2 separate regions of the Homo sapiens genome follow, and region 2 is linked to region 1. A link is a loop called in an ENCODE intact Hi-C map of the cell type or tissue named here. Cell type or tissue: natural killer cell. All regions are shown on one strand. Links, peaks and the distances in the headings refer to the core of each region. The heading gives the core; the rest is flanking DNA.

The links. Peaks named below come from ENCODE experiments on the same cell type or tissue, not always from the same donor. Only the 100,000 strongest peaks of a DNase experiment are listed, where the experiment ranks them.
Region 2: a loop joins it to region 1, with 11 times the contacts of the local background. A loop is called at or near these places in 4 of 110 quality-filtered maps.

Annotation. Positions count from the first base shown.
Region 1 is chr3:188,338,608-188,341,533 of GRCh38, reverse strand. All of the region lies in intron 2 of LPP (LIM domain containing preferred translocation partner in lipoma), which reads right to left. Among named protein-coding and RNA genes, the nearest start is that of FLJ42393, 160 kb to the right of the region's middle. In natural killer cell, for the core only: no CTCF peak of the experiment used is centred there; a DNase peak (open chromatin) is centred at 1,633; H3K27ac peaks cover 1,594 bases.
Region 2 is chr3:188,441,118-188,444,043 of GRCh38, reverse strand. All of the region lies in intron 4 of LPP (LIM domain containing preferred translocation partner in lipoma), which reads right to left. Among named protein-coding and RNA genes, the nearest start is that of LPP-AS1, 130 kb to the left of the region's middle. In natural killer cell, for the core only: no CTCF peak of the experiment used is centred there; no DNase peak of the experiment used is centred there; H3K27ac peaks cover 1,959 bases.

The DNA of each region.
Region 1 (2,926 bases), core at 114-2,613:
CACCCCACAGGAACCCGATGAAGAAGCAGGAAGAGATGATTCTACTGGCTTCATAGGTGAGGAAACAGAAGCTCAAAGAGGGACAGAAAGGATGAGAAAGGAACTAACACCATCCTCATGATTAACTTTACAGAAACCATATAAAATGAATATTATTGTCCACATTTTACAGAAGTAGAAACTGAAGTTCACAAAAGGAAAGTAATTTGCCCAAGATTACACAGTTTAGTATCTGGCAGGGCATGAATTTGGAGCCAAAGTTTGTGCCTGCTAGTCCAGTAATCCTTCCTTTCTACTTCAGTTTTTCCTAGGTTATTAGGCTAGGGAAAGACAAAGACAAACAGCAACTCATTGTCTTAATTCACAAGGCTTGGTGGAGAGAGAAAATAAAATAAAACCAGCTATTTGATTGAAATGAGGAAATGGGAAAAGTACATAGGATTTCGAGCCAGTCAGATTTCCTTTAATCAATGGCCTTAGGCAAGTTATTTAAACTCCATGAGTGTCAATTTCTTCATATGTATGTGAAGATTATGATATATACTCCATAGCCAAAGTTGCCCTTAGTTAAACTTTTTAAATAAGATTTCTCTCCATTATTCCATATATATGGTTATAGAGAGCAGTGATAACATTTCTTCCCATAAATCCACATTTATATGATCAAAAGATAACATTATAAGCACATTAGGCAAGAGAATATCTCTTTGACTTATGTTTCCTAGTTTTAAAACACCGAAATATTAATCTATGTCACTCTCACATGACCTCATCTAACAAGAGACAGCCCAAAAACTTTTAAGATTTTAAAATCAAAAGTTTCCTTGACCCCTAAAAAGCAAAACAGATACTGCTTTAGTTGAAAGACCTGCTGATGAATCGCACATCATTTTCAACTTTGTGCCCATAATCATGCCCTAGGTTCAGAGAGTTGGAGTTTCCACCAGACTCTAAGAACAAAGCAAATTTGTTTTAATAGAATGGATGGATTTATTGAGAAATATAAGACTTCTAGGAAGTTTTGATAAAATGTCCCGTTTACATAAAGGACTCAAAACAGGTTAAGAAAAGAACATGGATCCTGCAACTATACCCCTGAACTTAAAATAAAAGTTTCAAAAAAAAAAAAAAAAAAAAGAGCATGATTGATCAGATGCCCTGCAAGAAACTTGTCATCTACCACCAAATGAAAACATTAATCATCTTTTAACATCATGCTTTATTTTATAGCTTGAAAAATCACAATGACCATTATGTCTCAAACCATTCCCTTTATAACTCCAATGAGACCTTATTACCCAAATTTTACAAATACAAAAACCAAACTTCAAAGATCACATGGTTAACATGGAGCAGATAAAAATGTAACACTGTATCTTGATACCAAAATCAGTAAGCACCCTCCTACTACATGACGTAGCCTCCCAATTGCTATTTGAAGAGGGTAACTAAACAACTTCAGGAAAGGGAAACCGAGTGTATAGCACAGAAAATTCAATTGTCGAAGCACTAACACACACTTAGTTCTAAGTTCTGCTTTATTAGCAAGTGAAAGGAGAAAGAGTAGACTTCACATCTGTGGTCTAACCAGAAGGTGACACATTACTAAGCTAAGGCAAAAGGAGTGTTTGATGCAGTGTTACCATAAACACTTTCTCAGATCTCACCAGGAAAGTTTCAAGATGCAACATCCCTGGGCAAAGTGTCGAAGCACAAGCCATATACGCAAGTCTGTACCAGTGAAGTTTTGTGAAGAGTGTGATACAGTTTGACTGTGTCCACACCGAAAATGTCATCTTGAATTGTAAACCCCATGAGTCAAGGGTGATACCAGGTAGAAGTAATCCGATCATGGGGGCAATTTCCCCCATGCTGTTCTCATGATAGTGAGTGAGTCTCACGAGATCTGATAGTTTTATAAGCATCTGGCATTTCTCCTGCTGGCAGTCACTCTTTCCTGCCGCCCTGTGAAGAAGGTGCCTGTTCCTCCTTTGCCTTTCACCATGATTATAAGTTTCCTGAGGCCTCCCCAGCAATGTGGAACTGTGAGTCAATTAAACCTCTTTCTTTATAAATTACGTGGTCTCTGGCAGTTCTTTATAGCAGCGTGAGAATGGACTAATACAAATCCTTCACCAATCAGTCTCATTTTAAGCAATAGGAAAGCTGAAGTCTTTCTAGCTAAGAAGTTCACCAGCCCTCTTCACGTGGATTGAGTGGCATGTGTCCTGAGTAGCTCCTGAGTGTTTCATAATGCAATGGAGTTTTCCATAATTCCATACAGACATCTGGGACAACTGACAAATCCCACTCTAGCCTTTTGGTAATGAAGCCAGTTATCCTTGGCTGCCTCTGTGTATTTTATAACTAACTGCTGACCCAGAACCTGACATGTCTGCATCCTTTGTCAAACCATCCATCCTCTCTCCCCTCAAAAATATGCTCACCCTCAGAAGCAATTTTACAGAAGCAACTATATTTTGGAGAAAAACAGGATGGAGTAAATGAAGGTAAGATAATAAAGAGAGAGAAGCAAGAAAATAACAGGGGGTAAAGAAAAAGCAGAAGAAAATGGAATGACATGGAAATGAAAAGTGCAGAGATCAGCTGCAATGGGTTTTTCACAAACCATGGTGTCCTTTGAATTTTCCACCACACCTCACAACAAAATGTAACCATCCCTAAGATGATTATCTTAGTATTATGAACAAAAATTCTAAGTGTTATTGAACCAGTGTAAAGCTAACTCAAAATACTTGATATTTTGTAAGTGCTTTAGTACCTCAATAAGCAATATAAGAGTATCTTATAAAAACTCCCACTAAGTCAATAAACTGGTACCTCTTTCACCCTGGTGTCCAAGATATTCATTCCGAATAGGGGGAATCATATTGAAAAGAATAATGAAATGGGGATGGAGGAACTG
Region 2 (2,926 bases), core at 166-2,665, 100 kb before region 1:
AGAGTCAAAGATGTATTTGAAAATTATGCACTATATTTGCAAAGTGAAGCATGTCCACTAAAAGTACATTCTTTATACACATGCTAACAAAATTAAGGGCACACCATCCTTTATTGAATGAGAGCCTGTTAGAAGAGCTAGTGTGTACCATTTCCTTTTGTTCCCTGGAGGAAAGCTAAGGGATGAAAAATACTTTGTTAATGAATAATATTAAGCTGCAAATTCAAAATTTTAAGCCACTGAGATTGATAAATTAAGGTTCTGATGGCAACCCAATTCTTTCCTGTCAGGCACATGGTATAGCTATAACTGGAACACTTGTTTCCATCTTAAGGAATGGGGAGGATTGATACAACACGAGATTCAGCATTGCTAATTAGGAAACATCAGCAAAAGTCGTTTGGAAGCTGCTGGAGTCAAAACCACAAAGAAAAGGACATGAAACTCATCCCACCATTTTCTCCTTAGCCCAGAAAGTGAGATCATAACAGTCCTTCATGTTTGTTAAGTACCTACAACTTACGATACGCTTCTATACAATATGTCATTTGAAGGAGAAATAAATGCAGGCCAATACTTTCCATCTCTATTGGATAAATGGAGAAACTGAGGTTCAATAGCGTAAGATAACCCTGCCAGGCCACAGAGCCTTCACGTGATGAAGGCAGGCCTCAAAACCAAGCCAATACCTTTTCACTCTAGAATATGGCATCAGACTGAAGCTATGCAGCCAAGAACTTGCTTCCGCCCTTTCTTTTCAATTGCATTATTTTCAATGGCAAGCAGGAATTGTCATTTTTGTTGTTGTAGATTGTGGTCAATGAACACTTAATAGAGCCCCAGTCTGAAAACAGTTTCTTCTCTTTTTTGCAAGTATTATGTGTACCTTTGTGTACAGGTGTTGGTAATAAAAGCATAGAAGACAAAGTTCAAGTAATGAAAATCAAGTTCTGAGAGAAAAGATCACAATGATCCCTTCATCAACCTGTCCACATGTCTCTGTCTTGCCTTTGAAAACAGAAAAAAAATTTGTGTGTCTCAGAATGCTTTTTATCATCTCCAAAATGGTTTTACAAATAGACACACAAACTCTTTCAACGTGCTCTTAAACAGAAAGACTCCTGGACTCAATCAGCACTCCTCTGGGTAACTCACGTATCTGCTCTTCTTCTTCTTCACAGAGCCAGCTGACATTCTCAAGACGAAACCCCTCAATCTGACATGTAACTGTAAAATCACTGGGCCCGAGGAGTGACTGTAATTAAGGGCTTACGTTGAAAATGTATAAACAGAGCTTGATTCTTAAGTTTCGAAAATTCTTCACAGTGATGGTGTGAACTAAATCCACAGCCACATAATAATCAAAACAGAAAAGCAAAAGAAAGCCACTTCAGGAAATACCACGGTCACACCTCAGTTGGCTTCATGCTACAGATTATAGAAAATATGTTGCTGCCCGGGCCACCAATCTGTTGGTTCACATTACTACGTGAGCAATGTAAGTGTTTGCAAGAAGCCATCCACTATCTAAATATCAGATATAGATGCTCCAAAGCAGCTACGTCAGTGATGAGAACAGAGAAAATACGTAGCAACATTTCATTAAGTTGAATTCTAATACTTAAAAGGCTCCTTTTAGTACTGACATTCTGGATTTTAAAAGTTATGTTGACCGCATGTTCTCACTCACAAGTGGGAGTTGAACAATGAGAACACACGGACACGGGGAAGGGAACATCACACACCAGGGCCTCTTGGGGTGTGTGGGGCTGGGGGAGGGATAGCGTTAGGAGAAATACCTAACGTAAATGACGAGTTGATGGGTGCAGCAAACCAACATGGCACATGTATACCTATGTAACAAACCTGCACGTTGTGCACATGTACCCTAGAACTTAAAGTATAATAATAAAAATAAATAAATAAAAGTTGTGTTGAATTCACTTATTCATTTTTTCATTCATTCATTCAATAGTTATTGCTAAGCACCTAGTGCCCACCAGCCATTAGGCTAGACCCCTAAGATACAATGATGCCCCTGTAGAGTGTACAGCTGAGTCTGTGAGGAAGTTATATGTTCTTTTACACACATACGCAATTAGAAACTGTAATGAGTATTGCGGCCGGGCGCGGTGGCTCACGCCTGTAATCCCAGCACTTGGGAGGCCGAGGTGGGCGGATCATGAGGTCAGGAGATGGAGACCATCCTGGCTAACACGGTGAAACCCCGTCTCTACTAAAAATACAAAAACAAAATTAGCCGGGCGTGGTGGCGGGCGCCTGTAGTACCAACTACTCAGGAGGCTGAGGTGGGAGAATGGCGTGAACCTGGGAGGCAGAGCTTGCAGTGAGCCGAGATCACACCACTGCACTCCAGCCTGGGCGACAGAGCGAGACTCCATCTCAAAAAAAAAAAAAAAAAAAAAAAAAAAAAGAAAAGAAAAGAAAAAAAGAAACTGTAATGAGTATTGCAATGGAAAACTTTAGGGGGATTTGAGAACATCCCTTCAACTCTGACACTGTACCTTCCAGGGACTAGTAATCAGAAAATAGAGGCAACTGTGAAGAAACTACGAATTGGGGTCTGAAGGCCTCTAAATGATGACAAATGCACATCCACTGCAGTTTTATTTTTATTTAAAACGTAAGCAACACTACAAAAGAATACATAAACATTCAACTTTAACCAATCCCTGCTTGCAAATTATCTTCTAATATATTCTGATAAACACATACGCACGCATACACACAGCATGGTGAAGATTACTGTTGTAGGACTTTGAGAATCTGGAATCAGTCCTTGATCTAGAACACACTAGTTGTTGAGATAAAACTGCCCCATCTTTATAAAATGGAGCTCATCATCTCTGCAGTGTCAACCACAAAGGGTTGATATGTAAGAATTCAATGATAGCATAGTATAAAT